3 separate regions of the Homo sapiens genome follow, and regions 2 and 3 are each linked to region 1. The links are chromatin loops, found by intact Hi-C in ENCODE. Cell type or tissue: HCT116. All regions are shown on one strand. Links, peaks and the distances in the headings refer to the core of each region. The heading gives the core; the rest is flanking DNA. Region 1 holds the start of LOC112268271 (translation initiation factor IF-2). Region 2 overlaps RALGAPA2 (Ral GTPase activating protein catalytic subunit alpha 2). Region 3 has its middle 58 kb from the start of LINC00237.

Region 1 (10,525 bases), core at 2,657-7,656:
GCGCGCGAGGCTTTGGCTTAGGGGGCTTGGGGGAAGTACGCGGGGTTCTGGGCTCGGGGGAGGGAGGGGATACTGCAGCCCTCCCTAGGATCTTTGGCCCCAGGAAGCCAGGGAGCGAGAATCTTTGGCAATCCCAGCAAACCATGCCTCTCCCTTCCCTTACGCTCCCATCCTTTCCGGGCTTCCAGGCCTCTCTCCGGGGACTGGATCCCGGGCCTCCTTCCCTCCAGCGTTCGGCGGTCCGAACCAGGGTGTGCGGTCCCCCCAGGTCAGCCCTTGAGCGTGGAACTGGGTGGATTGCTAGGAAGTAGAGGTTTGGGGGTGGGGTGAGCTCCCCGGATGGGAAGTGGGCACACAGCCCCGGGCACGCCCGGGAAGGGCGCATCCATCTTTCCGGCGGGGAACGGATTCCGTCCCACCCTTGTTGCTGGAGGAAGATCTCCTTGGCAGATGCTGGCGCACACTTGGCCACGCGGGGGAGCGTCTTAGGAAGCCTGGCCAACTGGAGGATGAGCCTTTCTCCTCTATCTCGCGGGTTTCTAAAAATACTTGGGACTCTAGCTCAGAGCCCAGCGGGTGCTGCAGACGCTGAGGGACTGAACGTCGGCGCATTTGGAAATTGTATCTCTGTTCTCTCCGAAGCTGCACCATCAAGGCTGGGGGGTTGGGTGGCAGTGAGGAGGCCGGGCAAAAGGAGCGGTCCCAGCTGACTTTCTCGCTCCCTGTAGTTGATGATCAGGTTTAATTCAATATCTAAAGCAAACATGATTATCCGTGCGACCAAATCTGTGCGTCGATAGCACTCTGCGCAGCAGCCCAGGGACGCGATGACACTTTATTCCCGCGTTCCACACCGCCCCTGGATAATTGAGGGCTCGGAAGTCTTTCTAATACCCCAGTAAAGGTCCTTTCCCATCTCCGGGCTCATCCTCGGGGAAAGGGCAGTTTTTCTAAATGCTAAAAGGTCTCCCTTTGTTCTCCACACTAGCTTGGCAATGTTTGGGGGCTTATGTCTTACTGTTTTTAAAGGCCAACGAATTTCTCCCAAATAGTTTGTTGTGCAATAATTGAACGCCCAACCTGCCCTGGTACTAACCACTCAACATCCACTTGCAACTTCCCCTAATCCCAAAATCCTCTTGGGAGGAAAGGTGAGGGTTTCAAGTCTCTTGGAGCGGAGCTGTCAGAAGGCCTGAGGCCATTTTGACTTTTCCAGGCCCCAGGGCTTCCAGGGTGAGAATGATCACAAGAGACCCTCAGGTTTCCAGAGAGGAAGGGGGAAGCGTGGAAGGTCCTCACCCTGGCAGGCTTCCACCACTTGCTCATTGAGGACAAATTTGGAGCTGTGGCCAGGACCGCGGGCCTGCAATCTGGGTGTGCGCTCCTGTGGCCGGCCGGGAGCCCGGGAGGTGGACCCGGCGCCCGCCTCTCTCTGTCCTCGGGTCCCCATGGAGTCAATAAAAGCGCCTGCGGAGCCCTGTGTGGCCCTAACCCCAGCGCCCTGGGAGCGCACCCGGCGCGGGGTCCGCTTCAGCAGTCTATCTTCGCCCAATCTACAGCGGGCGGTACAAAACCGCACAATGGGAAAGCTGGGAGCCGGAGATGTTAGAGGCGTGCATATTAAAAAGGGACAGAGAAAGGATCGCGGGGACAGAGAGAGGGGAAGAAGGAGAAGGGGCCCGCCCCCCACCCCCCGCCCCACCCCGCACCATTCAGCGCGCTTATCGCCGGCAGTGAATCCCGGAGTCAGGCAGAAGTCTCCTTGGGGTTTTGTTGGGCCTGTCACTGGGTCCCTTTGTCATCCACGGGCTCCATGCTGGATTCCATATGGCCAGCTGGGCCGAGGGAGCGCGAGGAGGGACCCGCACAAAACCTAAATTGTGTCCGGCTTTCAAACCCTGTATTGTTGTCTGTGAAAGGAAGACGCATTAAAAATTCGTGCTATATCTATTGGGGAGGAGGCTGGAGGAGGGGAGAAAAAGCCACCCCTGTCTTTGATGGCTTCGGAGGGCGCTTGCCCCGCCTAGGCCCCGTGACACTGAAAGTTGGATCTCTCTCATTCTGTCTCTCTCTCTCAAAATCTCTCTTTTTCTCTCTTCTCATAATCTCGCTCTCATAATCTCTTTCTCTACTTTCATAATCTCTTTTTCTCATAATCTCTCTCCCTTCCTCACTTCTCTCCTTCCTCTCTTCTGTCTCCTTGACTCTAACGCTGGGATGGGAGTCCGCGAACCTGCGTCTTCAGGGTTTGGCTCACTTGTGCGCACTTTGCTCACTGCTGTGTGTGTATCAGGAAACTAACTTCTGCCTGGGAGCTCTGCACCATCGGACCGTCCTGGGGCTCAGGAGGCAACTCAGGGTACCCAGGGCCTGGGTGATGCTCGGTCCCCTACGGGCTTAGCGGCTCCTGGGTAGATGAAAATCCACCCCCTGATTTCGCAACCGACCGGCCCCGAAGCGCCCGCGCGCGGAGCCGCCCTTCCACTCACCGCGAGAAAGGTTCTGAGAGGCCAAGGGTGCCGCTCAGTCCCGGGCCCAGCTAGACTTGGGCTGCAGCCGGTTCCAAGGCGACTTGCGCCCGGCCGGACCACTTGGTTACCAACCCCGAAGAGCTAAAGACGCGCGCGTTCCTTTGAATTATGCGCGGGGATCCATCCCACTGGCCTCTTGGTGCGATGGGAAACCACTTCAGAAACTTCTTCCAACAGCGTCTCTCCCCATGTTGGAGGAGGGAGATACTTCCTCTTTAATTTTCAATGTCTCCTGTATCGCGTGCTTACAAAATTCAGTACCAGGGAGACACAGCAGGGCTTCCAAGGAATTTGCCCATTTTTTGCCTCCTCTAAGCGGTCCAAATTGGCGCGAGGCAGTCGGAAATAATTTGGGTCATGCCTTCTCCCCTGCAATTGCCAGGTCAAAACTCCCATAAGCAGTCCCCAAATAAACCATATGTACTAAACAAAAATAGTTTATGCTGAGCTCTGTGGAAATAAAAACTGGAACCCAGATATGTTCCCCACAAAGTCACTCGGCCCTTAATGAGCAGAACTGAGCTGGTGGAAATTCCGACTAATGGGAAACTTGGATGCGCCCCCTTTCCTATTTAGTACAACGGTCATATTTAGTAGAATCAGATAATTTGGTAAGAGTGGAAGTCCCCCTTCCCAACATTCCCCACCTCAGATGGGGAAATAACTTATTTCCTTACCTATTGACTGTTGGGCTTAGTTGAGACCTGGTGTGTATTTCTCGAGCCTTTTCAAGAGCCTGGTCATTGAAAAGCTAATCCAATATTTACCGAGCATAAGGACAGTTCTCAGACGTATTTATTAAGGCCCATCGCTAAGTGATTACTTGGACTGAAGACAAAGGCCAGGGGAGGGGGCGTCTAGGCATACCAGATCCTTCTCATTTGGGCTCTCCCCACCCAGAACCAGGAAACCGGGAGCGCGCTTGTGCGCTGCTGAAGTTCCCCTCCCGGTGTTAAGTGGCGGGCGGATTAGATACTGTGCTGGGCGGTATTTCAGGAAATATGTACTTGTGGCTCCCTGAGAGGCCAAGCGCAGTGACACTCTAAACCGTGTCGATATATCATCTTTTATCCAGGATCTGCAAATAAACCCCTGATCCCCCCGGCGCATTATAGCCGCCGCTATCTCGCCAAGGAAGCGATCTGAGTTTTATTGCTTTCACCAACGCCCCGAGACACACACACACACACACACACACACACACACACACACTCCTCTCTCGCACTCTGATTTTTAAAGGCTCTATTTTTTCCCTCCCGAGGCATCGTTATTAATAAAGAGGCGAATAGGCCTCAGCGCCGCCATCCGAGCAAGCGGGGAAATGTGGGCCAGCAGCCCAGGCCCGCGCGCGGATCCCGCGTACGCTCCACGCGCCCCCTCGGGCCGGAGAACCGAGCGTGTGCCGCGTGCTGCCGCCGCCAGGAGGCGCCCGAGCCCAGCGTTCCCGAGCGTCTCTGCGCGCGGGTCCGGGCAGAGCCCGGGAGCCGCCGGAGGCAGCTGCGCATCAGCGGACTCGCGGCCCGGGTCGGAGCCCGGTGAGTGGTGCCAAGAGGTGGCGGCGAGTCGGAACCTTGGGGAGAGCCGCGAGTCAGACGGCGGCGGGTGCCTGGGAGGTGCGAGTCGACCTGTGTTCGGCTGTGGTTTTCCCGCCATGCCTCTTCTCCTCCACGTGCGTACCACCGCCCGTCCCAGCCCCGGTTTCCATCGTGTTTGGGCACAGACCACAGCCGACTGGTCCAGGAGCGCTCTGGCCACTGGGAGGGCCCCACCAGGCGCCAGGGCGCGCTGTCTCCGCGATCTCAGGGCCCCTGGCGGCGTCGGCCGCGCGGGTGGACGCGGAGAGGGCGGTGCTGCGAGGGCCCGGAGAGTGGGTGCCCGCGTGGGGAGGCGGCCCGGGAGCGCGGGAGCGATGCGGAGGAGGGACCCGGTTTGGTTGCAGGTTTCCGGGGCGGGGGTTCCGGGAAGGAGAGACCCTCGCCTTCCGCCCGCCCTGGATCCGGGTCCCGCCGGACCCCCGGCTCCTGCCGTTCGTCGCCTGGAAGCGGGGCAGGCGCACAGTCCAGACGCCAGGGAGAGACGCCTCGCCGACCCAGACCGTGGGGTCAGGGCCCGGGAGGCAAGAACGCCCCACACACAGCAGGGCACCCCAGGCAACCCTCACTCCGTGCTGAGGCCTCGGCTAGGGTGCAAAGGTGTCCGGGAATGGAAGGGACACGAGGGTGTGGACGCCTCGCACTCTACTCACGCCTGGTGCCTTCTGAGAGGCTGGGCGTGGGGCAGAGGGTAGGGGACAAGGGGGTGACATTCCTTAAGGTCCTCCCCCCAACAAAAGTAGGGCCTGCAGTTCCAGCTTGATTCGTTGATTGTTGGGTGGAACCGCCTCACATCAAAGGCATCGTGGCTCCAAACACTGTCCCCTTTACTTTTCTAAGCCCCCGCTTCAAAACCAGCTGTCGGTGGGCCGGTGAGGGCGTCTGCAGTACCCAGGCTTTCCGCGGGGCGGCGCGGTTGGATAAGAAAAGGCTTCCCGGCTGGGGCGCGCAGCGCAGCTCAGACACCTGCGGGACTCGAGATGTCTCCGCGAGGTGTCCTCTACACCAGGGCTGCATTCCCTAAATAATGAAAACTCCCTGCCCTTGCACTTGGTGCCTGGAGTGCGATGAAGAGGCTGAAGGTATCCAGCCCGGCCCTTCTCCCCTCCCTCCTCAGACTGCTGATGTGACATGCGTGTAACTGTCACCCCACACAGGACGTGGAACACTTCCACCACCCCAAAATGTTCTCTTCTAATGGAATAACGTGTTCTGTCCTAACAAAAGAATAGCTCAATACTTAAAGGTATCAATTCAAAGCTGCAGATGAAAAATCTCATCCGCCCTTTGCTGCTTGTTCTCGCCTGTGGTATTTTTACCTTTCTTCATAAAATGATACAAAGAAAGCCCCAGGTCGCTGACCCCAGCCTCTCTCGCACCTGAAGACGATGACCATCACCGCTGCCACGTACTGAGCACCTTCTAGGCCAGGCTGCTTCTCCTCGTCGTCTAATCAGATCATCATAGCCAATCTGTCCTTCTGCAGAGGAGCCTGTTTCAGAGAAGTTAAGCACCCGATCTTATAATCAAGCCAGTGTTCTGACAAAGAAAAGCATTCTGGGAGTGGAGGTGGGATCTACCAGGGCGTCCTCTCCTATTCCAGAAGAGTGGGCAGGGGTGGGGGAGGACAAAGATGCCCTCCCACTCTGCAGAAGGCAGTTAGGTGACTTCTCCACAGGGCAGGGTTCTGCCAGTTCTCCTCTGGCAGCCAGTGCCCAGGTCCCATCCTGGTTGGTGGGGGCTGGGCCAACCCCTTGTCATCCTCGGGGAAGCCTGTATGTACACCAGCACCTCCACTGGGTGCCAAGTGGCCATCTCGGCCAGCGAGTGTCCCCTGAGAACTGAGGGGGAGTAGGCTGAGGGTGCACCTGAGGGGCACGCTCCGGAGCCTGTTCTCACTCCTGGGCCTGGGCCTGGGCCTTCCATGGTTTCGATGACATGAGCAACTCCCCTCTCCCCCCAGGATGATAATGTGTACCAAAAAATAGATTTTTCAGTAGCCAATTGATCTTACTGCTTTAATTAAATGATTACTTTTTTGCCTAATGTGGGGAAAAGGTAAAATAAGTTAACTTGTTCTTCTGTGCATAGTGTTGGGCTCCCTAATCTGAGAGATTTGCAACTTTTTGCTTTGTTTTGTTTCATTTTTTTTCTGAGACAGGATCTCGCTCTGACACCCAGGATGTAGTTCATTGATGCTATCATAGCTCATTGCAGCCTTGAACTCCTGGGCTCAAAAGAGCCTCCTGTCTCAGCCTTCCCAAGAGCTGGGACCACGGGCAGGCACCACCGTGCCCAGCTATTTTTTATTTTTGTGTAGAGATGTGGTCTCACTGTGTTTCCAAGGTTGGTCTCAAACTCCTGGCCTCAAGCTATCCTCCCACCTTGGCCTCCCAAAGCACTGGGATTACAAATGTGAGCCACTGTGTCTAACCACAAGAATTATTAAAAGGAATTTTACTTAAGTATCTACTTCCAGATCTCTCCATGTTTCTTTACTAGCTACAAAATAAAAGAATTACCCCATCAGCCTCTGTAGGGTAAGATGAATTGTGTGGAATGGGTATGAAATGAAGGATAGTTAGATGTAGAAGGTAAAACAAAAGGAATCAGCTTTTTGTGTCTGTGACAGAGGATCTGATACTTGATGGTCTGACCACAAGGCATCGCTCAGAAATCAGCAGTCCTTTTCACCCAGTGAACAGCCAGCTGCTTTGAGCAGAGAGAGCTGTGGTTGGAACTCCTGCTCTGTGACTCAGGGGAGGAGGCAGAGCTTGCCGCAGAATGCAGCCACTGCCCACAGCCCCTGTGCACTCCCTTTTCCCTTGTGCTGGCTTCCCGCTGCCAGCATCTGCAAGTCTCTGCCTGGAGGTGAGCAGGAGGGTGCTGGGCCCATTAGACAGGTGGCTAGGGCTGGGGAGTTCATGGTCTTCACGCAGTTTCAGGTGGAGGTTGCAGGATATATGGCCCAGCTTCCTGGCCCCAGGTGGAACAACCCTGAGACATGTTCGCCATTTCCCACAGGCCCCCAGTGGGACTGAGCCCTAGTTGTCTTCAGTGGCAATCTTCTCATTACCACCTCTCGTGTTGATTCTTTTTCCCTTCACTTTCTCATTTTTCCATTTCCTTGTTGGTCCCCATTAACTACTTGCACATGAATCTTTGTCTCAGGGTCTGCATCTGGGGGACCCCAAAGACACAGACACTTGAGCTGTTACTCTGCCTTTATCTTAGACCTAGCATTGGTCTCCAGAGGTCACTCATGACTTCAGGGCCTATTTTAATGGCCTCTTTCCCCATGTGTTCCTTGGGAATGTCCATTGTTGATGCGTCCTTCTGTACTAAGTAGAGTTTTTGGGCTGCAAGGAGGCAGTTAGCACAGGGAACTACGTAGTGAGGGACATGGAGACTAAACAGCAGCTGGCCCATCTCTCTGGCTTCTCATGGCCAAGCCTGGGACACACAGCTGCCCTCGTGCAGGTCCAGAACTATGGCACTTGTTCCCTCAGGACCCATCCTCAAAGCCAGTGACTTGGTCTTTTCCTATGACAAAGGAGCTCCCAGAATGTGGCAGTCCCCCTTCCTAGAGGGAGAATCTGACTGGGTCAGGGAGGCACCCCCGGTTTGCAGAGCCCCCATTGGTCAGGTTCAGTGTCCAAAACACCTGAGGGGCAAGTGGCTTCTCGAAGTCCAGCCCATATGGTTACTTTTGACTTGGACACTCAAGGCACAGGGACACATGACACAGGCACAGGGTGTGACAACTGCATGCAGAAAGAGCCACTCTCATTCCTCAGAAGAGGCTGTGGAGATGAGTGGCTGAGCCATGTGCCCCAAAATTCATGTTGAAGTCCTAACCCCCAGTATCTTAAAATGTGACCATATTTAGAAATAGAACCTTTAAAGAGCTAACTGGGTTAAAATGAATTCATTAGGGTAGGCCCTACTTCAGTATGACCGGTGTCTTTAGCAGAAGAAGAAATCGGTACAGACACGCAGAGGGGAGGGCATGTGAGGACATGGGAAGGAAATGCCACTTGCAAGCCAAGGAGAGAGGCCTCAGAAGAAACCAGCCCTCCTGACACCTTGATCCTAGACTTCCAGCCTCCAGAACTGTAAGAAAATACATTTCTGTTGTTTAAGCCACCTGGTCTTAGAGTTCTATCTTGAATTTCTCTCTGCTTCAGACTTTTCTGTTTTGTTTTTTAGCCTAAATGCTATTGAAAAGAGCAGAGAAGATAGAGTGCAGGCCCCTAGAGACAGGATGGAACGAAACACGCAGTGTGCATCTGTGTCCTGCTCAGCATACGCTCTTGGTCCCCACTGGGCCATCTCGCTGCTGACTGGCATCCCGAAGAACAGGCAGATTGCACAGGGGCAGCTCTTTCCTCCAAAGCTGCAATGTGGTGCATGAAGTCCTCAGATTTGGGAACTCATACAGGCACTTGAGCTCAAACATACAGTTCTGATCTAAGACATCACAGGTAAGAATATCCAAAAAGGTGAGCTTTCCCCCTGGAAACCATGACTTCCTCAGAAACAAGGAGAAATGTTTCAGCTGCCCAGGTTGCAGTTCCGAGTATGGAGGCTTCCATGTTTCATGTCAGGGTCATGGTGGAGCTGTTTCAGCTGCAGGTGGTATTCCACCATTTGGTCCTCCCTGATGTCTCCTGGCACCTTTCCTTCTTCAGTCTCAGCACTCTGAAGAAGCGTGCTTGTGAGCGCCGCGGGACGATCCAGGATGTCCAGGATTGTGGACGATCCTGTTCTTCCCATCTGTGAGGTAAGGCAGATTAGGAATGTCCACGTCTAGCTTGAATTTCACATCCAGCCATTGGCTGCCACCATGGCCAGGGGCTTCTGCAGATGGATCACCGTTTCCCTCCCAGGAGCAGGCAGGTGTCCAGTATCAGCCCCAGAACATCCCGGTCACCCATCTCCATAGGGCTTGGATGACATGATGATGCTCTCTGTGCCTCTGAGGACGGCGCCTTGGGTCTTTGTACACTAAATCCCACCTTGTCCTCTCCTCTATTTGAAACAGCCATTTCCCAAATCCCAATCTGATGAAATCCTGTTCTTCCTTCCCTCATGTTTCTCTAGGCCTCCTGTGGACTCCCAGAATGTAAAGTCAGCATTCCCTTGAGCCTTTTGGGGACTTATAAGCACATGGCCCAAGGTCCACCTAACTCTAGGTGTATCCTGTAGAACCAGTATTCTAATCCTAACTTTAAAGATCTTACAGGACCATAGGGTGTGCGTAAAAAGCCTGCTGCAAATCAGAGTGCTTCAACTGCGTATTAATGAGATGGAGGAAAGAGGCTGTGAGTGCAGACAATGAGTCCCTGAGTAAATAGACTCCAGAGCCAAAGGTGTTCTCCACACCGAAAGAATGACTGTACCCAGGGAAGGAGCTCAGACTCACCTGGACAAACCCTGAGGGGACAGCCATGTTCCAGTGTGGCTAGGAGGGTCTGGAGCTGGGCACGTCCCCCATGTCTGCTTGATTCCCCTCTGGCCGAGTTCTACTCAGGTGAGTTGTGCTCATTCTTGCTTCCCCAGGGCCTGGATCACAGTTCCTCAAGCTTTGGGATACAAACGAATCACCTGGGATTTGGATAAAATGCAGATTCGTGTTCAGCAGCCCTGGCATTCTGCATTTCTCATGAGCTCCAGGGAGACGCTGGTGCTGCTGGGGCAGGACCACACTTTGGGTGGCAAGGGCTTGGCAGGCAATTCCAGGTGTCACCCTAGAGATGGCCTGCTATTGCACTGTCAGTAGGTAGCTGCCACAGTGACGGCCGCTCCAGATCAAGGGGAGGACCTTTTGAAAAGGGTCCTTGAATCATTTGGGAAATAAATCAAGCCATATGAGTAAAAAGTAATCAAAAAATATGTTGAATATTGGAACCAGAGGAAATCTTAGCATCATTTTGTAATGACTCCCTCCACGAATTTTCCAGATAAGGAAACTGACAAAGCCAGGTGGCCTGTGGCTGAGGAGCGAGACGGTCAGCGAGGTCTCCCTGCTGCACTCTCGTGCACTTCCACAGTGAAACCCTGCTGAGAGACACAGGAAATGTTGAACATAGTGTCTTTAAAATTAAGACTATGACTGCCCTAAACATTTACAAAGCACAAACCATGAGAAAAAAGCCTGTACCAGAAATCAGAAGATGGCTTTTGTCCATGTGCAACCTTGGACAAGTTAATTACTTATCGCTGCTCTCTGAGCCCGTTTCCCCACTGGTTACCGAAAAAATAGAAAAGGATATGCCTGCCCTTCCTAATTCACAGGGCATCGCAGGGAGGTAGGTAGTTAATATGCTGAACCACTTCAAAACGGTGGAGCTGAACTCACAGCAGGAACCCTGTCACACCTTTCCATGACAAGGATATCAG
Region 2 (10,525 bases), core at 3,597-8,596, 840 kb after region 1:
TCTGGGTACTAAGTAACTTCGTTGCTGCTTTGTAGGATAGTGCCCTGTAAAGCTTGTAAAGAGATAGTTTATAAGGGTTTGGAAGTGAATACTTACCACTTTGTAAATAATTAGGAAAGGCTCCCTTGAGAAGAGGTGGAATTAATAAGATGTGTTAAATCACAAAAGCGATACCATGTAGAGATATTCTATAAATAAGAAATGGCTTGGAAGAAAGCATAGAGGTAAGAGATAAGAAGGCATGAAAGAGGAGTATGTAAAGAGAGCTGCTGTCTGCCTTGTAAGTCAGGGATGCACTGAAAGGGAACCTTGGAAAAGGAAACAGTAGTTTTTAGATGTAGAGTATTGGAGACATTACAGTATTCTGATAAAGTAAGTGATGTGCAGTGAAGGCCACCAGCCAGTCCAGGTCATGGTCTCAGGCAGTGAGCAGACCTTTTTGCCTGCCTTCCTCTCTAGTGGGAGCACTTGTACCTTTTGGAAGTTGACTCCAGCTGCCTTTGCCTGTAGCTTCAGATATGTACACCACTTAGAGTTTCTGTTGGTTCATGGAGTTGTTTATCATATTTTTTTTTTTTTTTTTTTTTGAGACGGAGTCTTGCTCTGTCGCCCAGGCTGGAGTGCAGTGGCTTGATCTTGGCTTACTGCAACCTCTACCTTCTGGGTTCAAGCAATTCTTCCTGCCTCAGCCTCCTGAGTAGTTGGGACTACAGGTGCCTGCCACCGTGCCCGGCTAATTGTTATATTTTTTAGTAGAGACAGGGTTTCACCATGTTGGCCAGGCTGGTCTTGAACTCCTGACCTCAGGTGATCCATGTGCCTCGGCCTCACAAAGTGCTGGGATTACAGGCATGAGCCACTATGCCTGGCCTATCATACTTTTTTTTTTTTTTTTACTATGGTTATGACTCTTACTGTACTTTAAAAACCATATTTCATCCATCATTGCTTTGTCTTTCAAATGGAGATGTGGGGATGATGATGTGGGACTCCACAACATGAATTTACATTTACCATCTTAACCGGAATCTACATGTTTTACATGGGCTAGTCTGTTTAATCCTTTCCTTCTGAAGTAGGTTTGGTCTTCCCAGTTTTTATGAATGAAATGTTGGAGGCTTTGTAGGGTTAGGTGACTTGCCCAAGGGTGCACACTTAGTAAATGGGAGAGTAGGGATTTAACCTTTAGTCTAACTCTAGAACCTATTATTCTAACTTACTGGCATGCTGCCTACCACTTAGGAGTGTTGGTATTCTTTCTAAGCTGTATTCCATAGGCTGTCTATATCAACATATACTATTCTTTACAATTCATTTATTCATCAGACACATTTATTAGGTATGCACTGTGTCAGACACACGTAGGTGCTGGAGATACAACAATGAGCAAGGTAGCCAGAGCCTCCCGTCCTCATGGAGTATAAATTACCATTTCGTGGTGAGCGGAAGAGTCTACTGGTAAGAATGAATTCATGTCAGAGCTCCAGTAATGACCTTCTGAATCACAGAAAATCCTGAATGGTTCTTTTCAGAAGTGATATTTTGGTGATGGTTCTTGAATTAGTTACCTGCATAAGGGAAAGGAGAGTTGGTGTAGAAACACAAGGTACTTGGTGAATGGGTCTCAAGATCAAATAATTCACATTGAGAACCTTCTGGATTCAAGCTTGACAGGTTATTTTAATGGTACCTGAGATTCGTTTTAATCAGGTGTGGTAAGGCACAGAAACATGAAAATGATTGTTATGAAGGAAGAAGTTTTAATTATGCTCACAGGCCTCTAGAAACAGACATGTCACACAGAGCCAAACAGGGAAGCACCAAGGCAAAATCAGTACGCAAAGAGGAAAGGGAGCGACAGAGACAGAACTGAGGGCAGGAGCTTTTATTGTGTTTTTTTGCAGGAAGGAATGGGCAAGGCCAGGTAAGTAAACTACATAGGCTTAGGACTGGATAGTTTGAATAATTTCAGCTGACAGGGCTGTAGGGGTAGCTCCTGGTTGTCCAGCACCTGGCCCCTGGATGATTGAGGGGAGGGGGATAGAGTCCATAAAAGGATGTGGTTGGGGTTACGGATTTGGGATTGGTTGGTTTGCATATCAGAAACATGCTCTGAGCCACTATCTTTGGGAATTTGCTAACCCTTGGAGGGGCATCCTTCCTATGTCATTGAGGCCCCAGATGTCAGCACATCAAGAATACAGAGAATAAGACAATATAGTTAATTCAGAGATACTGTTTCAAGCTTTCTGCCATGTTGTATGCCATCCCCTTTTACTAGAGAAATAGAATAGTTTGGAGTTATACATGTATGTTTTAGAAAGTTTATAGAATTTGATATTTCCTCACCCTCCCACACTCCAATTAAAATACATCGACACAAGAGGCTTAATTTCAAAACGTAAACATGTTCTGGCATTGGAGTGCCACTCATTTGGATGTTCTTCAAATATCACAGGATTTGAAATCACAGATAAACAGATTCTTTATTCTAAATTTTATTTAAATTACCCCACTATATTAAACCCTGTTTCTATCTTGTCATTAGCCTTCCTAGAGACCTGAATGAGTTCTTTATAGTCTGTAAAGTGTGGCCCAGGCTGGTCTAACACTCACAGTCCTCTCCCTGGCTCTCAGTGTAGCTCTTCTTCATATTTTGTGGTTACTCTGTGGAAGTGCTCTGTCGGGCTAACACTGCCCCTTTATCTCTCTTTGCATAGTTTCACTTCTGCCTCTTAGTTTATTCAGTTCTCTTTTCAGGGACTGCCCTTAGCTCTTCTCCCCATCTGGCCCATTCTCTCAGGACCTGTTTAGACCCACCAATTTCTCCTGGCAACTCCTGCTGGAAGTGCTCATTCTTTCCTTTGGACTCATATAATAGCCCTGCCTTGTGTTATCATTTGACTGTGGCTGGATATCCATAGTTATCCCTTAATGTGGCTATGCCTTAGTTTCCTAATGAGAGTGTAAAAACTCTAACTCCATGTTTTTTATGTGCATTTTTGTACATATTTTTGAGTGGAAGAGGGACAAGGACATATAAAATGAACAAGAAAAGCAAATTCTTCCAAAGCCAACAACCGTGACTTAACAATCCTTTGTTACTTTTTTCTTTTCTTTTCTTTTCTTTTTTTGAGACACAGTCTCGCTCTGTTGCTCAGGCTGGAGTGCAGTGGCACTATCTTGGTTCACTGCAACCTCCGCCTCATGGGTTCAAGCAATTCTCCTGCCTCAGCCTCCCAAGTAGCTGGGACTACAGGCACCTGCCACCATGCCTGGCTAATTTTTGTATTCTTAGTAGAGATGAGATTTTACCATATTGGTCAGGCTGGTCTCAAACTCCTGGCCTCAGGTGATCCATGTGGCTAGTGGCTACTGTATTGGACAGGGAGGCTCTAGAGTCCTCCAGTAGAGCCGTATCTCATCGTTTGAAAGACCACTTTTCATTGTTAAACATGGTTAAATCCTTAGTATCTTGTACATCTGTATCCTTGTAATGCAGGGGACTTTGACTTAAGGTTTAGGATTTTACTGAAATGGTTTCTCTGGGCTTCTTCTTATTACCAGAGTGCCCTTGGCTGAGGGGAATGAGCATTTACCTCCACAGGTTGGAGAAGCATGGCTCCAAAGTGACCCTCTGCAAACAGAATTGAAAAGCCATGCACAATGTCATTCTACTGTTTTCATGCATTTTTTAAAATGAAAATAATGTTAAATAAAGGCTAGCCAAATTCCTTAGGACTTCATCTCCCCACCACACCTTCAACCTTTCTCCATCTGTTTCCCCTTCAAGATAAAGAAAACAGTTTCAGTGCACTCCAGGATGATGCACCATGTCTCTTTCTCACCCGTCCTTTGGTAGGAGATTCTTATTTGAGAAGCATTGGTGGAAGAGGCAAACTGCAGCAGGTGAACCACACAGCAAGTGCAGATGACATGTGGGTTTCTTCTAGGACATACAGAGAAAGAAAAATAATATTGTGGATGCTAGCTTTTGTTTTTCCTTTGGTATTGAAATTTGATTGCTTGCGATTTATTACACGCCTATATGTACTGACTCCCTTCCTTCTCTGCAGTTTGGTGTTATGCTGGATTGGATGGCTGGACTCAGCATGTGCACAGTCTGGGTGTAGTTATGTTTGGGATTCATAATTTGACCAGTGGTGAATCCAGGGATGTAGTGGAATCTATGTCTTACTTTAATGGAATTCAGCACTGGGTCTCTTGTTCTTCATTGCTCCAGGTGAGCTTATATAGATAGTGGATTTAGCCCCTAATTTTTTTCCTTAGAGTAGGGGAAAAGAATTTTTAATGATTTTCCTGATAATAGTAATATAGCTATATCCAGTACAGTGCCAATAAGATGAAACAAATGGCTGATTTTCACTCTCTGTAGCATTGTTTTGTATATGCAATCCAGTAATTTGAATGTTGATTTTATTTCCCATCCAAATGCATTCATTTATAACTTTTCACATTTAGTAGCACCATTTTACTTCAGATACTAATAGTGAATTGCCTAAAGAAAAACTAGAGTTATGAATATAATAGGATTACAAACAATTCTGAGATTTATTTCCTTTCTTCTTCCTTTCCTTCTCCTCCTCCTCTTTTCCTCCCCCCACCCCTGCCTCCTCCTCTTCTTTTGTGAGAATTGCATATCTTTTGTAACTCTTTGAAAATGAAAACAAATTAAAAGCTCCTGTGGAGGTTCAGTGAAAATGCCTGAACTGAATTCTAGGCAAGTCAACAGATTCAGGCTCGGTGTCCTACAGGATTAAGTAACGATTCCTTTTCTTTCTTTATACAATGGCTAATGGCTTTTCTTATAAGCAAATAATACATAGCAAGGTGGCAGAATCATATTTTTACAATTAACTAGTTGCCACAGTTTCTGCGCTTTTCTCTGCTTTGTTATTTCTTATTCCAGGCTGTCCAGTGTGCAGCCATCCTTCCGTGCTGCTCCCTCCTCCCATGCCGAGGTGAAGGACTTCCTCTACAAACCTCTCAGGCTGATACTGCTTTTTATTTTGTTTCCTGTAAGGGCCACTTCACGGTTTTTGAGTGGAAGAGGGACAAGAACAACTAAAATGAACAAGAAAAGCAGATTCTTCTAAAATCCTTGGAATTTAAGTTCTTATTGAGGATTTCAAATATTTAGATGCTTTAGTAGATTTTGTTTTCTTTTAAAAGAATGATTCCAATTTTGAATGCAGCTCTTTGGTCACTGTCATAATTCTAAATGACTGATTGCAATTGAGAAAAAGCCACTATCAATTCAGATTTTCTGGAGAACATTTTTAAAAGAACTGAGCTGACAAAGACACCCATCTCTCATCCCCAAAGTCTCCCTGAGTTCCAGTTGGCAAAGTGAATGTCTCTAGTTAGCATGACTAAGATTTTGGGTCACATTTATGACATGGGGCTATATTTAAATGATAATAGAGGTGTGTAATCATCTGGCTTTCTTTGTAATGCCAGCCATACTTGTGGCTTTTATTGATGTTGAACCCTTGGTTGGGAACAACTCCAAATGATAACATTATTGTTATGGCATAGTGTGATCTTGCCTTGAGACTGCTCTGCAGGGATCACAGTAGAGGGCCAGGTGGCCAAGGTACCCTTTTTCACTGGTCTCATATGTTGCCTGTGGTGGTGAATTAGCTCTGTAGTTGCTCCTCGGTGCTATCGCCTGTACTGGATACTGGGGAAATAATAAAACATAGGACTGAGATCCTTTATCTCTATAGCATGTGGTTATTCTGGTGTCTGATTTTGATTGTGAAATGTCTATGATCTGTACAAACCGGAAGGTGGGAACAAAATATAAACATGTGGTCCATTTTGGAGATTCTTTGCATGCACTTTTCCTGGTTAAAATGTGATTATCCTATTATAGAATGTTAGTAATTTTAATTAGACAAATGTTTGAGTTGAAAGGAGTCAGTTTCAATGGATAGTTTAATATGCAAATTTAGTATTAAAGACTGCAGTCTCCCTTTTGCATCAAGACTTATAGGTGAGAAACTTGGGATTGACCCAACGGGATATACCAAATTACTCAGTTCACCTTGGAGGAAGGGACACTGGAGATAAGATGTTCGTGGAAGTCTGAAATTACATTCTTGTTGTTATCTGTTGCAGTCCAGGTGCCCTGAGCTTCCTGGCATGCTGGCCTCTTTCACATAGTGTGCCACTTGATGTGTTGGTAACTGACACTCTTAAGAGGAGATCCTGTGGAAGGCAATACTAGCAAAAATGCTTCCAAGAATCTTTTAAGGGCAGATGGTAGAAACTGCATTAGGGCTAAAGATATGGGAAATTCACACTGAAACCTGAGCATGTTTATTTATTGTTAGGATAGCAGGAGACATGTAGAGAGCTTTTTTCTCTTTAATTAAAATTAATCTGTTAATGCAGTTTTGGTAAGTTGATTTTTTTTAAATTAATATATACCTTTAGGAGAGAGTTGTACAAAAACTTGCTATTATAAGTCTATTACTTGTTTTCTGTTTGGATATGTAGTGTGGTGGCTGTTACAGAGTGACATCTAGTGTTTGATGTGGTTTGTGACACTGTACAGGTTGGAAGGGTCTGGCTTGAAGCCTTTGTGCACTGGCTTTTCCTGCAGGCCTTGGGCACTTGCTGAATGAATTTGACAGGGTGGCCAGTCCCAAGACAACCTGCAGGTGTACAATGCTTTCTAATTGTGCTGAGGCAGGAGTTTAAATCCTCTGAATTTATGGGGTGGTGGGAACCAAGTAGTGGCATCTCACTGGGGTTTTGTTATTCTCTACTCATCACTCCTATAGAAACTGTCTTGGAGTGATTTTTTCCCCTAAAACATGGCATAAAACGGATGGCCAACTAGTGCTAGTACCAAAACTGAAGAGATCGGAAAAATGCAGTAGTTTTCAGGCAGAAAATAGAAACTTGCATGAAATGAAGAATAGCATGGCAGATTTGGTTGTGACTGAGATCTCCTGTGTAAGATACTTTTGTGAGAAGAAGACTCCTTTTGAATCTGTTTTAGTGAATGCTTTATTCGGGGCAAAACCCACATATTATGGGTAGAATTATATGCTACTAATTTGGGGATTTGTGAAGGTCACTGAATGTTCGTTCCGTCATTAAAAAAATGAGGAGTCCGGTGCAGTGTGATTTTTTTCTTTAAAAAGAGATTAGACCTTTGCATGATCCTAAGCAAAGAGAAAAAATAACCTTGAAATCTATTAAGTGCTGCCTTTCCAGTTTTTGAAGGTTGCATTTTTTGTACCTAATAAAAAACATTTTGAATATCACATTTTACTACTTAATACGGTAGTCCCCCTTATCTGCAGTTTCACCTTCTGAGGTTTTGGTTACTCGTGGTCAACCAGGGTCCAAAAACATTAAATGGAAAATTAAAGAAATAAACCATTCATAAGTTTTAAATTGCATGCCATTCTGAGTAGTGTGGTGAAATCTCTCACCATCCTGCTCCATTCTGCCTGGGATATGAATCATTCTTTTGTCCAGTGGATCCATGCTGTAGATGCTAGCTAACTGTCAGTCACTTAGCAGTGGTCCTGGTTATCAGATAAACTGTTGTGGTATCACATTGCTTGTGTTCAGGTAACTCTTAATTTACTCAATAATGGCTCCAGGCCAGGCGTGGTGGTTCATGCCTGTAATCCCAGCACTTTGGGAGGCTGAGGCAGGTGGATTGCTTGAGGCCAGGAGTTTGAGGCCAGCCTGGCCAACAGGGTGAAACCTCGTCTGTACTAAAAATACAATAATTAGCTAGGTGTTGTGGTGTGCTCCTGTAATCCCAGCTACTCAGGAGGCTGAGGCTTGAGAATCACTTGAACCCAGGAGGCAGAGATTGTAGTGAGCTGAGATCGCGCCACTGTGCTCCAGCCTGGGTGACAGAGTGAGACTCTGTCTCAAAAATAATAGTAATAATAATAATGGCTCCAAAACACAAGAGTAGTGATGCTGGCAATCAGATATGCCAAAGAGAAGCTGTACAGTGCTTCCTTTAAGTGAAAAGGTGAGCGTTCTTGACTTAATAAGAAAGAAAAAAACTATATGCTGAGGTTGCTAAGATCTACAGTAAGAATGAATCTTCTATGAAATTGTGAAGAAGGAAAAAGAAATTTGTGCACAGTGTATATAGGGTTTGGTACTATCTGTGGTTTCAGGCATCCCTTGGGAGTCTTGAAACATATCTCCCTAGCATAAGGGAGGACTACTGTTTATTTTGTTCAGTATTGGTAGTATTTTTCTTCACTCTGTGGCTCTGTATATTTTGTGCTGGTGCTCTTTTATCTCTTTTCTGCCTACTACCTAAGACTTTGTTCAGAGCCTCAGTTTCCCCACCAGTGGAGTATCCTGCTAAGCAGTCTTTTGGTTTGTAATCTTCTACCCCTTCTCTCTCCCTCACTCACCTCAGATGCTGTGTGATGTAATTTCGATTCTCATTGCCTTCAGGACAAAAGTCACACTCCCCAGTATAGCCTTCAGAATGTTCTTCGTCTAGTCTGCCTCCTTCTCTATCACTTATCACCTGTCTTCTGCCCTCACTGGCAGCCTCTTACAGGTCCCCAAATAAGCAGCAAGGCTTTTTATTTTTTGCTGCTGTTTGGTCTGCCTGAAATGCTCTTCCTTGCCTGGCTCACCCCTGTTGTCCTTCAAGATTCAGTTCAAGGGTGTTCTCCCTTTGGAAGTGCACCTTGTCTGTCTTCATTTCCTTGTGCATGTACTGACATCCCTGATTTTCTCACCTTTTCCCTCTTAGGGCTCTAACTTTTAGAGCAGGAATGGTGTCTTTTATGTATCTCTGATCCCTCACATGGTACCTCGCACATAATGGGCACTTAATAAGACTATTTTTTAATGAATTAAATAAATGTTTGATTAAGAGGATATTTAATTACCTGCAGTACTACCAGTTCAACTGTCTGTAGCTTAGTGATTAACAATACTTGGTGATAATTTCATTATGTAAGTCATTTTTGCTTTTATTTTTATTGATTTCTTCCTTAATAAAACTTTTTTATTTCTATTTTTTGAGTTTAAAACTTAGTTCTTGCATTGTAGGAAATTCAAGTCTATGGATTTGTCTCTTATTTCAGCTTTGGCCAGTTTTTGTTATATGCGAATCACAATGTTGATTATTTTTCGTTTATATAATCAGTTTTTTTAACTCGAGTGTTAAAATCCACAAGTAATTGAGAATTACTTTTTTTTTTTAACTTGAGTGTTTAAAATCCACAAATAATTGAGAATTTTTTAGCTTAAACTCTTGATGGTGGACTCCCAGTGTATTGAGTTTGCTTGTGACCTGTGTAACACTTACTTTGAGGGATTTATTTGCATCGCTTAGAATAATAACTTTGTAAATGTTTCATAGATGTTGGATTCTGTGAAGTTTGATATATAGCTGTTAAACCAGTCTTGCTATAACTACATTCAAGTCTTCCGTATTATACTGTATTGCCTATTTTATTTCTCAAAGATAGTGTGTGTTAATATCCCCCATTTAAAAAGTGTTTTTCCCCTTTAGTTTCTGAAAGTTGTTTTAATGGAGTATGCCTCCATTGTTTTATTTTCATGCTATGTTATTTGTTGCATAAAGATTCATAAGTATTATAGGTATATCGTAAATTACATATTTAACCTATTTGAAATAATTCCCTTTGTCCTGTTAATACTTTTTTACTTGATATTAATATTGCTTTGTGTGGGTGTGTGTGCATGTGAGCCTCCTTTTCTGTATTTTATTGTCAGTCTTTCTGTGTTTGAAAGCTGGGTCTGATGGACTTGGTCTTCGGTAGGGGAATTTAACCTGCTTATACTTACTACTTTTTGTGTGTGGTAACCAGTACACATCTGTGTATTCTGATGCCCATTGCACTTGGTTTTAGCTTTTCTTCTAACTTTGTTTTTGGGGGAGAGGTCACTGATTTTGGCTTTATGGAATATGCTTTGTAATTTGGAAGGTGCACTTTCTATTTTCATTCCAATAACTATCTTTCAATTAACAATATCATTTGCATTGTTTTTCTTCTAATATCAAGAACAAAGCAGTATTTCAGCCAGGCACAGTGACTCACACCTATAATCCCAGCACTTTGGGAGGCCGAGGTGGGCAGATTACTTGAGGCCAAGAGTTCAAGACCAGCCTGACCAACATGGAGAAACCCTGTCTCTACTAAAAGATACAAAAATTAGCTGGATGTGGTGGCACACGCCTGTAATCCCAGCTACTCAGGAGGCTGAGGCACAAGAATCACTTGAGCCTGGGTGGTGGAGGTTGCAGTGAGCCAAGATTGCGCCATTGCTCTCCAGCCTGGGAAACAGAGCGAGGCTCTGTCTCAAAAAAAAATAAATAAAGCAAAATTCGATGATAGCCCTATACTTTTACTTTAACTCCATATGTCTTTTGTACTTCTTCTCAACTATTTTAAGCAGTTTATACCCAGATTATTATTAATTTTATATTATTTTTCCCTCTTTAGTAGTTTATTGTAATGTTACCTAT
Region 3 (10,525 bases), core at 1,872-6,871, 460 kb after region 1:
GGCCATGGGTTTTTGCATTTTTGCAACAACATTTTCCCACTCTCTCTACCCCTCCCCCAACATCTGGGGTGACAGAGGAGGGAACATAAATAATGGTCAGGGTCTCACTGGCTGCTCTATTCTAATCTGTATGGTTTAGTCAGTGGGCCTACTGGGGGCAGGGGAAACTCTTAACTTTGGGCCTAGGGAATGTAGCAGGTGCTGTCGGTATCCTGCCACCACTCACTTAACCCACTGAGGAGGTGTCCTGCTGACACTCCCTCCCAGGTCAGTTTCCTGTGTCTCTCTGTCTGAGGGTGTTGTCTGTGGACTGTGCTCATCCATGGGGCAAACCAGAAGCACCCGGGAGTTAACACCCTGGGAGTGACCCTCCATCAATGAAGGGTGGGAATTAATGGAAAAACATGCAGCGTCCTCACTACTCAGAGGGACAATTCCCTACAGCCTCCCCGAGGCGTCCCTACAGCTACAGCGTCCTGGGGATTTTGTCCTGGGCGCCCACTGCAGTCACCCACTCACTTACCCACACTGGGTTCCCTCCTGCCTGACTCTCCCCACTTCCTCACAGGGCTTCCTGGGGGTCAGCCCCCAAACAAACCACCGGAACGCAAATCTTCATCTCAGGCCCTGCTTTGGGGGAACCCATGCTAAGTCAGGCACCCCTGGGAGATGCAACTGGGCAGGCCAGCTAGGCCTGCCTAAAGCACCCAGCCCAGTGCTGGGGTGGGCTATAGCTTTCCTCCTAATTTTGATGTGGTTCTTGTCTCTTGTTGGCTGTCAGCACAGTCACAGCAGGACAATCTCTGGCAGGCTCCTGAGAACACGCATGCGGTGCCCACTCATGAGAGTGACCAGTGGAGGCTGATGCCTGGCCCTGCCCGGCCTGTCCACCACACCCTGAGCCAGGCATGGGGCTCAGTCAGCAGAGGAAGGGGAGCTTTTTGTGAATTGGTCCATCACAGGGGGCACCGGTCATCTCCCCAGAGTGGTGACTTTTGTGATTTGCCCACAGGTGCTTTCAATGCAGCGGCCTTGGCCAATGGAGGCTCACCAGTTGAGTTGCTGCTTGTGACCTCTTCTCTGCTTTCTGTCTTCTTGAGTAAGGTGTTAGATCCTGCTCTGGCTGACCTCCCAAGTCAACCTGAGGCCCTTTTCCCAGAGGACTCTGCCTCCCAGAGATCACCACCTCCACGGAACTTGTTGATCAGAAAGTCACAGAAAAACTTTGTGAGAGCAAGGCCACCACCACTCACCATGAAAACATAAGAACAGTTGCAATTCAGGACAACTGATGACATTCAGGTGTGCAATTGGTTTTGATTAAATTGATTTGTATAAACTCATATCCACATGTTACTAAAAATAAATCGTGTATAAACTATTATGCAGTTTCTACTGAAATTAAATATATGCATACCAGCAATTTCACTCCCAGGCATAGATTCAAGAGAAATGATTGAATGTGTCTACAAAAAGACATGTTAAAACATGTTAACACTCATTTCAACATTCCAAAACTTACTAGAAAGCAACAGTAATCAAAACAGTGCAGTACTGGCAAAAGGATAGACATGTAAACAATGGAATAGAATTGAGAGTCCAGATATAAAATCACGTGCCCATGGCCAACTGATTTTCAACAAGGGTGCCAAGACCATTCAGTGGAGAATAGTCTTTTCAGCAAATGGTGCAGGGACAACTGGATAACCATACCCATAAGACCGAAGTTGGACCTTACCTCATACCGTATACAAAAATTAACCCAAAATAGACCAAAAACCCAAATGTAAGAGCTAAAATGATAAAACTATTAGAAGAAAACGTAAAGGTAAATTTTTATGACCTCAGATATTGCAATATATTTTTAGATATAACACCAAAAGCACAAACACCGCAATGATTCGTCAGTGCAGGGCATAAAGTCAGCTCCCTTGTTCCAACAGCTTGGAGGTCCTGATGGGATCACCTGATACCTTGAGACCTCATTCCAGTCCAGAGTCCAGCCTCAATCTGCTTCATTCACACCTCACAGGTGTTGATACCAAGAGCATTGCCTAAAAAAACTCAGCTTCTGCCTCCTGGGGAAATTGACCTGTAATAATGAAGTTCAAGCTCAAGCAAAACTACTTGGTGATGGCATTCAGAATAGCGATTTCCTCAGGATTGGGGGCAGGGGTGTGTGGCTATTGTCTGGATCTGGACTTCCTGCCCCATCATCTTTGCTCCTCATGGGGCTGCACTACCTGGTCTGTTCATGGTCCACTCTGAGCTGCAGCTGTGTAGGCAATAGCCTTTACATTCCCAGGGCTGGCGGGGCCACAGTACTGTGCTCACACTGCAGACAGCTCCCAGCCACGAGTCCATGAGCCCTGCTCCAAATGTGAATCACTCACCTGTAAAATGAGGGAGTCAAATGGGATGTTTTCTTCTTTGATATGGCTTTTTTTTTTTTTTTTTTGCAAAAAGTTGTATAGTTTTATGAAAAAAGTTAAACTGTTCAGGAAAGCATAATGAAGAGAAAGAATCCTCCTTCTCAGGGATGACTGTCGTCAACAGTTTGGTAAATATCCTTCCTGACACTTCTCTATGTGGATTGTATACCTCCTGTGCCCTCTTCATAGCCCCTTGACCCATCTTTTAACTCCAGTTGTTGCCATGGCCACCAGCTGTGCAGGTATAACTCCACCTCCCCTGCCTATCTCTTGCTGTATGCCTCAGGGCACCCCTGCCACTGCAGGATGGAGCACTCACCACCATTCCAGTGCAGGTGATCGCTGGAAGGGAAAAGGAATGAACACCTCATAGGGCAACTCTTGACCAATGGGGCCTATATCTAGTGGATAAAAATGCCCCTGTCCTGTTCCTCAAGCGAATGATTCTAAGGCTGTCTACATAGTGCTCCAGAGAGTCCCAAATAGGCCTAGGCCCAGATGTTCACAGTAGTGATGATCCCTCTTTCTCTGTCTCTTTCTTCTCTAGCCTCCCTCTCCCGTTTCTGTGGTCTCTTTCCAAAATACACTGACCATGTACATGTAAGCCCTTGTCTCAGCCTGATCTGGGAAGAACCACAATCACTAAGACACTGTGTATGTGTGTGTGTGTATGTGTGTGTAAGTAAATCAATCAATCAATGTAAAATAAAGGGGCCATGCTATTCACATGGCTCTACAGCCTGAATTTGTACTTCCTATGCCAGGAGATATCTACATCTATATCCAGATTTCCACCATCTGTGTAGTACTTTATTGTTGTATGTGGATGCTTTACCTAACTTATTGGGTGGTTTCTAGGTTTTTAGTGCCTCACACAGGATTCCACCCTTGATGAAAATGGGTTGGCTAATTTCTAAAGTATTGTCTAGTTGGAACTAACCAGCCTATGGAGAGTAGGCCTCAAAAACCCCTCCCTGCTGGGTAACTGGAAATGTCATTTCTACTTCATCAGTTAATGCTATGCAAAGCTATGATCTGTGCCTGGGATTTAGCTCCAGCCCCCTGGGGAGCTCTGGAGTGTGAATTGCACTGTGGAGTTCATGCCCCTTGAGGCATCTATGAGCCCTGTAAGGTGTGGTCACTGGGCTCTGGCCGCGCATGGGATGGGCTCATAACCTCCTGGGTAAGTAGCTTCCCTTTTGGCCTGAGGACAATTCTGCAGTGAGGGAGGCAGCTGAGATCCCTAGCAGCCAACACTCCCAGCAGCTGGTAAGGGGCTCTGGGCCAAGCTCTATAGCTCCCGTGCCGGGCAGTACCTTAGTGAGAATTACATAGCACGTTCTCTTTACACTATGTGTGGATTACCAGTTTTCAGCCCACACTTTTGCTATACACTCAGTGGGGCTGCCTTGCCCGTTCCATTTCCAAATGTTCTGATGAAGATGTATTGGGATAAATTTCAATTAAGTGACAGCAAAATCAGCCCTTAAGACGGCATGCACCATTACGCTTATCAGAGTAACTAATAGTCCTTAATGAGCCACAGTCTCTCAAAGTTCCAGAAAAACCAGGTCCCAAAGACACAGGAGGTCCCTGAGGACTCTCATACCTCACCTGGACCATGGCAATTTTCCTCACTTCCCAGTCCCCTCTGGCCACTGTACCAGCATCCATTCTCCCTCCACCCTCCCAGTGCCTTTTGTGCCAGCCTCATTCCCCTCTGCTCACTTCTGCCCTCTAGTGGGCGCTCTGATGGGCTCTGATGGGCCCGCCCTCCGGGAAGCTCACAGGGTATCCCTAACCTGGAACTCTTGAGCTCTTCTGGGGCCTCTGGGAACTAGTGAAGGAAACATCTTCTCTGCTTTCACCTCTGGGCATTCTAAGGACTGCTGTTGCCGTCCTCTGAGCAACCTACCTCTCCTGCCTGTTTTTCCTCCCCATCGTGATCCGAGCTGCTTTGCACCTTTATGAGTTGAGGAGAGACCCAATGAGAGCAGTCTATTAAGAGAAACAGCTGCAGACCCTCCCAGTTCCATTCCTCTTTGCCTCTCTGAGATAACTGCACGGCCGGAGGAACAGCAGGGCTGACCTCGTTAGGCTGTGATATGGCTTCACGGAGCTAACATCCAGAAGGTTCCCAGGGCAGTGCCTGGTCTGTAGTAGGGACTTAATAAATGTGTGCTATTATTGGTATAAGGTCACCAACCACTATGTCTTCCTGCTTCTTATCAAGTTTCATGGTAAAAACGGATTTTCCCTGCATTTTTCTATTTTATATTGAATTAAAAGTATCTGAGTTGACAAGGTCAGCTTTGATGTGTGCTGGAATAAGTCTATCTTGGTCCTGATACAGCCAAGAAATAAGATGCTGGCAGGATGCAGCCGAGCTGAATGCAGGCATGTGGGTTTTACAGCTGGATAGAACCAGGTTGGAATTCTGGCTAAACCACTCCAGTCTCAGTTATTTCATGCAATATGTCCATCTAGGGCCATTGTAAGGTTTGAATGAGGAAGTAGAGCCTGGTGGTGGAGAGCGTAATAGGTTCTAGAGCCGGACTGCCTGGCCTGGAGTCCCAGTTTTCCACCACCTATCAATTGTGTAACTGTAGGCAAGTTACTTAACCTCGCTGTGACTCAGTTTTCCCCAATTACGAAACGAAATAATGGCAACATTTACTTTGTAGCAGATTGAGTTAACATCTCTGCTTGGCTTATGGTATTTAAAAACATGATGCTCTTTATGAATTACTATGTGATGAGTGAATGGCAACGTTAACTAACACATATTAGCTTTTAATTATTAGGAGAATCATGAAGATGACGATTATGTCATAACGATATATTTTATGAGAATTTAGTATTATATACAATGTTAGTTATTTTATATTTTTGCTGCAAATTTGAAACAATGCAAGTCTCCATGAAATAAAAATTAATCTAGAATTGGGTCATTTCAAAGCTGATAGGTCGAATGAACTGTGTACTGGTTTATGATGTTGCCACATGGCTGGTGATCAGAAGTACCTCCTTCCTTGGGATTTATGTTGAATCATGCAGCTTTGCATTATGTGATTTCTTCAGGAACAGTACCCTTTGCATAAAGTGCCACCACCTTGCATATAAAAGCCCTTGAACACTGCCTGCCACAGAGGAGGCACTCCACGAATGGCAATTACCATGCCGGTGTCCTCTGCAGTCAGGTACCAAGCAAATAGCTTGGGTTCCCACAAGCTTGGCTGGTTAAGTCCTCTTCCACCAAGCACAGCAGCTCCCTAGGAATGGGAAGATGAGTGATATCACTACCCTGATATTACCACTCAGCGTGGAGATTGCTTCTCTGCAACCCTCTCACCCGAGTCGCTGTGAGCCATCTCTGTGGCTTTGCTGTGAATACAACTCACTGCTTCCCTGACTGCATTCTTAGTGCTGTGACATTGGGGTGTGCCTTTTCTCTCACGATTGTTACTCTTGTCTCACAGAGCTCTAGGCATACAGTCAGTATGTAATACATCCTTACCAACTCCAAAATTTTTCAAAATTTGGAGCAAGAAAGGGGAATGGCTGTATGTGGCAAAATTACCCACTCTGGACATGTGCATGATTTGTCAATTGTGTTGATGTTCGCTTGTACATCTTCCTGGTGCTAATACATCTGAATGAGTGAGGGTGTTTATTCCCCTTCTGAATCTAGTTTCAGGTGGGGCACAGTTCAGGCTCCACTCTGAGTGTCCCTTCCACTCTTCATGGGATTTGAAGCAGCAGTTGAGGAGCTGGTTGATCCAACTGCCCTTCAGCCTGGTTCCCCATTGTCTTAGTCTTCATTCCCTCTGGAGCTGCCCCTGAGGTGAGAATTTGCAGACAAATGTTGCCAGGAAGCACCAGTAGGGAGGAGAGCAGGCAGAGCAGCCCATGATAGGTGTTAGCAAATCAGGCTGCTGTGAGCAGCTGGGGAGAAGGTGCAGCACCTCTGTAGATGGTGTGAACATGCATCGGAGTTTTCCATCTGAGAGGTAAGAGTTGGGCTACTTATCTAGAAATTTCCATTTCCATTAATTAAGGGCTTCTCTGGAGTCAATAACTCCCTGGTACTTCATTCCTGCCCCTCACTGGCCACATGGGCTGAGCCAGGAAAGCCCCCAGGCAAAGAGTGACAGTAGCTTTCCGTAGGAAGTTGACAGCTGGTATGGAAATGATGAATGTCAGGGGGCTGTAGACAGCACTGATAACATCTGCTGCATAGGTTAAGAGAAGGAATGTGTATAGAGAAATAGTCTAATCATACTCAGGCTCTAGGATGTAGTGTTCTGGTTATGTATTGCTGTGCAACAGCATGCCAAAACTTACTGGCTTAATCTCCAACTACCATTTTATTCCTATTTATGGTTTCTGTGGGTCCGGAATTTGGGAAGTTTCTGCTGGGGTCTTCTTTCATGTGGTTGCCATCAGTAGGTGGCTGGAGCTGGCACAGCAGATGGAGACGGCCAGGAATTTCTTTCTCTCTCCATGTGGTCATCTGCATGGGCTTGTTTGGGCTTCCTCACAACATGGGGGCCTCTGGGCCCTTGGGCTGCAGTGGCAGCTGAACTTTGTAAGAGCAGGTATTCCAGCTCCTAAGATGGAAACTGCATTACTTTTTACGACCTGGCCTTGGAAGTCACTTCTGCTGGACTCTGTTGTTTATGAGTGACAAATAAGATGTGCAGAAATTTACAAATTTTGTAACTGTCTGAGGCTGTCTCCCCCACAGGCATTCTCAGCAGGCTGAATGTGTGTGTGTGTGTGTGTGTGTGTGTGTGTGCGCGCATATGCACACAGACACACATATGCACGCTGTGCATTCTTAGACGGAGACAGTATTGGCTAATGATTATCAGCGACTGCGGAAATGAAGGAAATCAGTGACACAATAAAAACTCTAATTGCTTGGCAACAGTGTTCAGGCCTCATTAGGTAGATTTGTAACAGCTTCAAGAGAAATAAACTCCTGTGTCATTAGATAACAAGGCAAGAAATAGGTTATTTCCTTTTTGAAAGGTATGAAAGCTTCCAATTGCCTGATATATTCACTTAATAGATTATTTTCTGTCATCTCAATTAATTGAATTTTATCCTTTGCTCTTAAAATGCTTTCCTTCAAAATAAGGGTATAAAGTTCAGAGAAGTCATATTTGAAATCATAGTCACAGAAGGCAGGAATCAACCTTATCTAGACAAAGTGCTCCAGGAGAAAATAAAAAACCCAAACCTTTAGAAGATCACCTTTCCCATATTCTTGGATGATTTGGCATTGAAATTGTATTTTGTGGAATATATCTTTGTAATATAGCACCCAATTTAAATTTTAAAATGAAAATGAAGATTATGTTTAGTTTCATCTAAATTCCTTCTATGGGGATTCCATCAAAGCTTTCAATGTTGAAAAGTTTTTTATTTTGGTTAAAAGGAACAAAAATCAGAATTCAGGTTTGGTTCCAATATAAATTTGGCTTGCAATATATTTGGTAGTAGCACACTTTCAATATGTCTATGACATATTTCATGCCTGCCCTCTCGGTCTTTATAAACTCTTGAGTCTTTCTTGATTATGCATAAGACACACACACACACACACACACACACACGCGCGCGCACGCGCACACACCCCTCGACACTACACAGTCAGTTATAATGTGATATAAAGCTCATTTTCCCTTTTAAGTGCTAAAAAGTGGAGCAAATCAATGTAGCAAACATACTCATAATATCTTACATCTGGATTTCCAAGGCTAAAATATCCCTGACCATACTGTTTATCACTTCATTCTTTCACTACGGGCTTTTAACTCCTCTCTCAGGAAAAAGAAATATGTGTATCCAATCCACTCCCTGCCTGCCTTGAATATGTCCGCTGGTTTGTTTCACCTGCCCATTTGTCCCAGCCCCTCAGAAGTTTAGAGATGCTGATGAGGGAGGCAAGCAGAAGTTAGCGCCTTGGGAAGTCTACAGCATGGACTTTGACTCTTTGGTGCCAAACAACGTCTCATGCAGAGGGTGTCTAACCCTCTCCTTTCTCACAGGTGAACACCTGGAGGGGTCTAGGAGAAGAGAGATATTCTACCTCCAGTTCTCATAATTCCAAGCCCTTGGCTGGAGCAATTTTCTTAGAATGATGGCTTTGTGAGAAGATGAAATGATCATCAAATTTGAAGCCAAAACCACCTTCTGGAGACATATATGGTGAAGCAAACACTGTCAGGGCCCACCCATGTCCCCTTGCCCTCACCACCCTTGCACATGCCAGTGCCTGTGTCAGGTAGAGAACCTGCACAGCATAAGCAAACAACAGGCCCGAAGTGCTCAGAAATGAATGCTACAGGGAGGGGCCCTGGACCATAGGCAGACAGGAGTGGGTGGATAAATAACGTAGCTTCCTCGGCCTTTGGGTGGGACAACTCTGAGGTGTGTTCGACATAGTCACCCAGATGTCCCCACTGGGCGCAAGCCCATTGCCCACAGTAGTGAAGCACTCATTCGTCTGCCTCATAGGGGTTTCCTTCTCTTCCCTGTCTCACTTCCCCAGCTTGCCTCCCCATCCCCCCAGCAGCCTTCCTGGAATCACCTCCCAAATAACCTACTTGCACCTAAATTTCTGTCTTAGCATCTGTTTTGGGGGAGCCCTGGTTATTTTCATCTCTGAGGGCAATGAAGTCTAATATTGGATGATTTCACTTAACAAAGATGGGGGCCCATCTATGTGGAACAGATTTGAATTGGCTGTGAATTCCTGGTCTCTCATTCCCCGGCACACCCGGTTCTGTCTGGTTTTCCTGTATGCTAAGACTTAGGCTCTGAGCTCAGACCATCCTGTGCTTGTTTCTAGGCTCAGTTACCAAGAACTGGACAACCCTGAGCAAGTTCCTTAACCTCTGTAATTTGTTTCCTAACCTGGACCTGGAGAGAAAAATAATTCCTAGATCATGGGGTTAGTGTAAAGAATGAATGAGATAATGTTTGCGAGAGGCTTAGTATAGTGCTAATACACAGAAAGTGCTTAATACATGCTAAAATACTATTATTATTACTACTACTGTTGTTATTATTATGCCTAACTTCCTAAAATACATTTCTGCACATAACTGAGAAGTTTGCTATTTGTTTCTTTGGCACAGAACCAAATTGGCAATGTGGGTTCAAATGGACACTGTGGTTCACACTGCTACGGAGATACTATCCAAGACTGAACAATTTATAAAGGAAAGAGGGCTGGGCATATTGGCTCATGCCCATAATCCCAGCACTCTGGGAAGCCGATGTAGGCGGATCACTTGAGGCCAGAAGTTCAAGACCAGCCTGGCCAACATGGTGAAACCTTGTCTCTACCAAAAAATACAAAAATTAGCTGGGCATGGTGGCAGATGTCTGTAATCTCAGCTACTCGGGAGGCTGAGGCAGGAGAATTGCTTGAACCCTGGAGGCGGAGGCTGCAGTGAGCTGAGATCGTGCCATTGGACTCCAGCCTGGGTGACAGAGTGAGACTCCATCCAAAAAAAAGAAAAAAGAGGTTTAATTGACTCACAGTTCCCCATGGCTGGGGAGGCCTCTGGAAACTTACAATCATGGTGGAAGGTGAAGGGGAAGCAGGGCACGTCTTCACAAGGCAGCAGGAGCAGGAGAGAGAGAGAGAGAAAGAAGAAGCACCAGACACTGATCAAACAACCAGATCTTGTGAGAACTCTCTATCACAATAGCAAGGGGGAAATTCGCCCCCATGATCCAATCACCTCCCACCAGGCCCCTCCCTCAACACATAGGGATTACAATTTGAGATGAGATTTGGGTGGGGACAGAGTCAAACCATATCACAATGAATGAAATTTTGGTTCAGAATATTCCTATGGCATAAAATGTCTAAATTCTAAAGCTTGATGTTGCAGATCTTAAACTGTATAGTAACAAGTCACTTAGTTCCTTGAAGAAAGTTTTATCTGACAAACTCTCTGGACCTCTTCTCCATATTTGCAACTGCATCTTCTGGATATTTCTAATTGTGTTCACAGTTCAGCAGAAGCAGTCTGCCTGACTGCTTGAGCTGAAATATCAATCTTCTCTTGCCC

The links. Peaks named below come from ENCODE experiments on the same cell type or tissue, not always from the same donor. Only the 100,000 strongest peaks of a DNase experiment are listed, where the experiment ranks them.
Region 2: a loop joins it to region 1, with 3 times the contacts of the local background. A loop is called at or near these places in 4 of 110 quality-filtered maps.
Region 3: it touches region 1 in a loop (7-fold over the local background); 24 of 110 quality-filtered maps call a loop at or near these places.

What each region holds. Positions count from the first base shown.
Region 1 is chr20:21,499,884-21,510,408 of GRCh38, reverse strand. LOC112268271 (translation initiation factor IF-2) reads left to right here and starts at 4,004. Exons shown (of 6, transcript NR_171654.1): 1 at 4,004-4,200; 2 at 8,094-8,238; 3 at 8,311-8,607; 4 at 8,731-8,906; 5 at 9,369-9,656; 6 at 10,087-10,525. It also overlaps the pseudogene GSTM3P1. RefSeq lists enhancers at 1,409-1,928, 1,026-2,496, 4,172-4,241, 4,667-5,167 and silencers at 4,989-5,038, 6,717-6,846. In HCT116, for the core only: CTCF peaks have their summits at 3,947 (motif pointing right) and 5,010; DNase peaks (open chromatin) are centred at 3,948, 4,198 and 5,028; H3K4me3 peaks cover 1,962 bases; H3K27ac peaks cover 1,019 bases.
Region 2 is chr20:20,661,012-20,671,536 of GRCh38, reverse strand. All of the region lies in intron 3 of RALGAPA2 (Ral GTPase activating protein catalytic subunit alpha 2), which reads left to right. Among named protein-coding and RNA genes, the nearest start is that of RALGAPA2, 46 kb to the left of the region's middle. RefSeq lists a silencer at 6,475-6,534. In HCT116, for the core only: a CTCF peak has its summit at 6,579 (motif pointing left); a DNase peak (open chromatin) is centred at 6,566.
Region 3 is chr20:21,042,645-21,053,169 of GRCh38, reverse strand. No RefSeq gene overlaps it. Among named protein-coding and RNA genes, the nearest start is that of LINC00237, 58 kb to the left of the region's middle. RefSeq lists an enhancer at 88-588. In HCT116, for the core only: a CTCF peak has its summit at 4,181 (motif pointing left); a DNase peak (open chromatin) is centred at 4,169.